2 separate regions of the Homo sapiens genome follow, and region 2 is linked to region 1. A link is a contact called in ENCODE Hi-C or POLR2A ChIA-PET data. All regions are on one chromosome and are shown on one strand. The core of a region is the stretch at or near the end of the contact, and the rest is flanking DNA. Distances in the headings are between cores, read along the strand shown. Region 1 holds the start of MAS1 (MAS1 proto-oncogene, G protein-coupled receptor). Region 2 overlaps IGF2R (insulin like growth factor 2 receptor).

Region 1 (2,834 bases), core at 181-2,680:
TGATCCTTTCCCACCCGTGCTCCTTCTTTTCTGCCTTGCAGTCTGCTTTAGATGGTGCCTGTTTCCTTTTTAGTTTCTGACCATCCTCTGGGAAACTAAAGTTCTTCAGGAGGCTGAACTTCTCCTTCCTTGGAGCATCAGAACCAGGTAATGAGAACACCTTTCCAACTTCAAGACCGAGTTCACCTGGTCTGTTGATTTGCTGCTCAGCACTGCCTACCCAGTAGATGCCTGCTGGCTTCAGGGGAAGCTCTCTTCTCTCCCCTTTCTTCTTCCCACTGGGAGGGCCGAGCTGCTGGTCAGGCTTCCCACAAGAGTAGTTTGGCTCTGCCCTGGGACTATGGTCTTCCTGCTTACGAAAACAGTCGGAGGGGAACTTCATCTGTGGGTTCCTATGTCTGCTTTCCCACAGAGTCTGAAACTGCCTTCTTACCCCTTTTGATATAGTTGGTCCCCGAGGTTCTTAATACTTTGGCACAATATCTATGAAGGAATCCCTTTAAACAAGAGAAAATGCTACCCTGAGTGAGGGGTGGGTCTTCAGGCTTGGGATCTCAGACTTGGCTACCTGAGATCCAAGAGATCCAGAATTCTCAGCCTTTGGGGCTTCACATTGAGTTATTTGAAAAATGGGTAACATATTGGCCATTTTTGGTTTTTAAAAGGTAGAAAAACAAAAAACCTAACCAAACAACAACAACAACAAAAACACAAAAAATGCAGAACAGGGATCGGGGAAAAGGAATTTGCTCTCATGTTCCTGACTGCACGGGTGAGAGTTGGCATCTAACAGAAACAGCTACTCCCAGGAGGAGCCCCCGGACCAGGCTGGGACGCAGTCTGGGCATGGCCAATGGTGCAGACCCCTGCCTTCACCCCTGAACACACTCCTTGGCTTGCTTGCTTTTCATAGCATCCTACGGGTCTTATATACTACACTGAGCATGATACTCTCCGAAACTGGGTTGGAGAAGGGAACAAATCCTTAACTATCTAGCCATGTGTCTCCCGTATGTCTCTCTGGGTCTATACATAGACTCATCTCATCATTACTAGGTTTTGAGTTAATATTATTAGCTCCATTTTACAGATGAGAAAACCAAGTCTTAGAGAGCTTGGCAGAGGTCACATAACTTATTAGAAACTGAGCTGGGAATTTGAGATGGTTCTGTCTTTCTACTACACATGCGGTTTTGCCCTTCCATGTGGCATTTCTCCACGTCATCTTTCTCTTTAGCCCTGGCTGGCCTTAGTGGTTCAAGGTGATCCACTGCCTTGCATTATCACCAGCTCACACCCCGCTCTGGATTGGCGTGAAGATTTTCACTTGAGTGTGTCACTGAATGATGCCATTGGAAGCTTCTGCTGATAAGCGTGGGACCATCTGCTTGGCACATCTCAAATATTTTCAGCAGTGGGAGAGCAGCTCTGATTCCTTCAGAGATGAGAGGCTGCAGCCATCCTTCGAGATGTTGGGACCGGAGACCCTGCAGGCTGGCTGGGCATTGATGCCCCAGATGTGAAGGGGCAGCCAACCTGTTGGCCACGTCTGACCCTTCCTGAGCAAATGACACCAGTGAGTCTGCGTCCCAGTTTTTCATTGCTTAGCTGTCCTTGACAACCAGAGTAAGATTTTCTCTCTTTAAAAAGCTATTTCTTGGATAACTCTTTTCTGTGCTGGTTTTTCTTTCTTTTATTTTTTTCGGTGTGTTAGATGTTTGCCGTTGGTGTGTGTTGGCAAAAACTTCTCTTTCCTCCTGCCTTTGTTTTGGAAAATTTACTTCTTTGCTGAGTTAACTGTTCCCAGACATTGTTTTTCAACTTCAGGGTTGAAACTTCGCAGTAGCGTTTTCTTTTTTAACTCGTTGCAGGGGAAAGAATCTTAGGATCAATTCACAGTTTGAATGGTGGACTTGGAGGTTTTCAAGGCTGCTTAATGAAAGCTTATGAATGATAAAGAAGTTGAGGTTTGAAAGAGTTGTTACTGAATTTGATTCCTCTGGAGAAATCACTTGGCTATCAGCTCTTTGGCATCACAGGGGCAAGCTGTATTGATTTTTCTTCATTTTTCCTTAGTGGGCACTGGCATCAGTATTAGCTTCTGTTGCTTATGAAGCCGTATGCATTCCTTTGGTGACAAGATGTCTGTTAAAAGGAATCTCCTGCCCAGTCTTGATCTTTGGTATGAGCGTCTTAGCAACACTTCCCAGCCAGGATACTTAGGAGTAATTTGGTGAGAGAATGTATAGTGTGTTGTTAGATTGCTATGGGTGCAGCAGTAAAAAGGTGGTAAGAAGCTGGCCTCTAGCAGAGTGCCACGGCCTCGGCACTACTGGCATTTTGGGCTGGGTAATTCTTTGCCGTGTGGGCTGTCTTGTATATTATAGGATGTTTAGCAGCATCTCTGGCCTCTACCAACTAGATACCAGTAGCACACTCCTCTCCATTGTGACAACCAAAAATATCTTCAGGCATGCCAAACATCCCTTAGGGGACAAAATCACCTTCCCCCCTTTTAGACCAGGGCTCTAAATTGATCCTGTGGTATGTTTGGAAAGGGAGCAAGAAGTCTCTGCTTCTGCGTACAGATGGCCCTAGTGTGGGGAAGACGGGAATGATGCATTTAATACCAGGACAGATGGTCCTGCCCTGTACATTCCCATCGGAGCCCTTGCCTGCCATGGAAATTCCATCTCACAAATGGGTTTCTGTTTGTCCAGGTGACTGCACACACACACAGGGAAGAATTTGCCCTTTTCTCTGGATCTGCACACCTAGAAATCCAGCCTAGGGTCAGGCTGTCTTTTAAGTTGCCTGGGAACAACAGGCGCTTT
Region 2 (2,834 bases), core at 202-2,701, 150 kb after region 1:
TAATCTTATCTTTGGAGATGCTGTACACAGCCTTCTGTCAATGTCTCCCAAGGTGAAAGGCATGCTGGCCTGCCATCGAGGACTTAGGGTTAAGCATCTGAAGCTTAATAGAAGCCTGTGTCAACTCAGATCCCCATGGTCTCTAAAAAAACCTGGACCTGAATTTTTTAACGGAGCAGTTGGCATTGGTCCTGTTCAGTTTCTTCCTTGCTCCTTAGCTGTTCCTCAATTTTGGTCACGTATGGAGTTTAAATTTCTCCTCTTGAATTGTGCAGGTAACGATGGGAAAGGAACTCCTGTATTCACAGGGGAGGTTGACTGCACCTACTTCTTCACATGGGACACGGAATACGCCTGTGTTAAGGAGAAGGAAGACCTCCTCTGCGGTGCCACCGACGGGAAGAAGCGCTATGACCTGTCCGCGCTGGTCCGCCATGCAGGTACTGCCCTCCTTGCCATGCGGGTCTTAGTCCACATGCTCATGGAACATTTTCCCATGAGTACTTTTGGAAATGCGGTTACTATTTTCTTTGTCAGTGGGTTGCGTCACAGCCCTCCCCCAGTTTTTTCATGTGGCTGTGTGAATTATTAGAAGGAGCATTGGACTGGGAGGTGAAATAACTGAATTTGAGACCAGCATTTTTGACCTTGTGTTTTCACCCTTTTACACACTGCCTCTCTTCCATCTCTGAGGTGGGATCTGCAGCCTCTGCCCCCTGGGGTTCTTCTGTTTGGATCCTCTAGGCAGATGGATGTGCACCTTGGGCTGCTGTTCACCGCTGCCTCAGCGTGCAGTGGGCTTGTACTCGAGGCTGAGCTTGCTGTTGCACGGCAGGCACCGGATGAGGTGCCAAGGAGGCAGCAGCGCCCCCCACAGCACAACCCCTGTCCTTGGGGGCCTGGAATTTAGCAGGAAACAGAGCAGGTGGAATAATAAGAATGGGAGTCTCAAGCAGGGATAATCTGATGGGGGGGATTTCTGGTTTTACCCTCTTGGCAGCTCAAATTAGGTGTACAGAAGCCAGTTGCCTCTGTAAGGGGGAGATGACCCGAAGCAGAGAGAATGACTTGCCTCATGTAATTACCACCCAGAACAGTCACAGAACTGCTGGCGGTATGTTCTCGCTCGTAAGTGGGAGTTGAACATTGAGAACACATGGGCACAGAGGGGAACAGCACACACCATGGCCTGTTTAGGGTTGGGGGTGAGGGGAGGGAACTTAGAGGATGGATCAGTAGGTGCAGCAAACCACCATGGCACATGTATACCTATGTAACAAACCTGCACGTTCTCCACATGTATCTTGTTTTTTTTTAAAGAAAAATAAAACTGCCAGGGTGACAGCACTGCTGCTCCTGTCTTCTGAGTCCCACCTGGTTTGCTAAATACCAGGTTAGAAAGAGGAATCCCTCTTGTGGAGTGTTTGAGAACCTGCCTCACTGTGAACCGCCTGGGCAGGGAGTGCTGGCAGTGCTGTTGTGGTTAAACACCCTGTGTGCTGCTGGGAACGGTGCCATAGTTAATTCTGGCACATGTGTGCTAGTGAAGACATTGGTTTTCTGTGAAGTGGAAAGAGTTCTAGCTGCAGAGTTGGAGACCTGGCTGAGGACTGGTGTTGCCGCATCCAACCACATTTGCTTGAGCGAGCTGCTCTCCAGGCCCGGGTTTCTTACGGTGAACTGGGTGGTGCTGTTAGATTCCTTAAGTTAACTTTTTTTTTTTTAAACATTACTGTGTATAAGAGACAACCTAGGATCTATGAGATAAGGAGAGATACATTTTTCAATCTACAGACTTCCTGACATAGCTCTGGTTTCTTGGAATCTGCAGTATTTCGTGGTATTTGTGCGTAGATAGCCCTAAGTAAATTATGAAGGGAGAGCTAAAACCATTCCTTACTGCTTGAAGAAGTCCCTTAAGACTTTACAGCCCACCTGGCTCCACCCCAGACTTCCAGTGTTTAGGGCAGGTCCTTGTTCACATGCACAGTCTTGTATGGTTTCTTTTAGGCTGTTGACATTGGAAAGTACTTCTCCAAATGTACTGTATCACCACTGATGAGTCATGGGGTTTTGCCTTCCAAACCCCAGTACCCAACCTGCAAAGGGAGCATTTTCAAATGAGAACGTGTATTTTTATATCTTTACCTCCTCCTTGACACACTTTGTAAGTTACTCCTTCAGCGACTGTTCGCCGTGTGGTTTGCTTTTTGTGGATGCCCTCGCCCTTGCTTGCTGTGCTGGTGACACTCAGCTGGTGCCCCCTCACGTCCTGCAGGTGCCTAATCAGTGTCTGATCACACTGACCAGCTCACCAGTCTTGTGAGTTCAGCGGCCACCTGTGGTACCTTGCTTGTCTTCTGTGGTAGCATGCATTGCATCCTGCACTCAGTCTGCAGATGTGTAAGAGGTTGCTGGTTTCTTTTAGCTTCACAGGCCTTCACAGGGGCCGAGCGGGGTGTATTAGCAATGGTGTTAAGCGGGGTGTACTAGCAATGATGTACCACTCTACTGCGTCCCAAGACACAGGCTGGCTTCTTGATTTGGGTTTTCAGTTTCTAATTTCATACTGTGGGGCTTGGGAGAATTTTGCCGTTCAGTTCTCTGTCCCCCAGTTGGGCCTACTCTTCTGAAGAAGTATTGGGATGTAGTTTGTTTCTGTCACATTAAATGAGAAACCTGAGAATCTCGGTGAATTTTTGTGCTTTCAGTCTGCCCGGGTTCCAGAAACAGCGCTGGGGATTGAGTGACGAAGTGGTTTGGGAACTTTGAGCCCTTGACTTTTGGCTTAATCACTATTTATTCTGTGACTCAGAGAAATCAGCATTGCTTTT

What was found. A loop is a pair of places that touch in the nucleus more often than their neighbours do. ChIA-PET counts read pairs that join two places held with the same protein, here RNA polymerase II (POLR2A).
Region 2: a map of K562 shows a loop between it and region 1 (2.0-fold over the local background). The contact joins the enhancer-like site here to the promoter of MAS1 in region 1. A Hi-C loop is called at or near these places in 5 of 168 maps with a recorded cell type or tissue (K562, gastrocnemius medialis, heart left ventricle and 2 more). POLR2A ChIA-PET finds 5 or more read pairs at or near these places in 1 of 52 experiments (OCI-LY7).

Annotation. Positions count from the first base shown.
Region 1 is chr6:159,889,558-159,892,391 of GRCh38, forward strand. It overlaps MAS1 (MAS1 proto-oncogene, G protein-coupled receptor), which reads left to right and starts at 1,431. Exons shown (of 3, transcript NM_002377.4): 1 at 1,431-1,576.
Region 2 is chr6:160,040,285-160,043,118 of GRCh38, forward strand. IGF2R (insulin like growth factor 2 receptor) reads left to right here. Exons shown (of 48, transcript NM_000876.4): 11 at 276-440. Among named protein-coding and RNA genes, the nearest start is that of AIRN, 34 kb to the left of the region's middle. Within about 2 kb of position 1,452, at least 7 of the 41 ENCODE cell types and tissues checked have a DNase peak (open chromatin) inside an H3K27ac peak, as active enhancers do; they include gastrocnemius medialis and psoas muscle, where a contact is called at or near this core.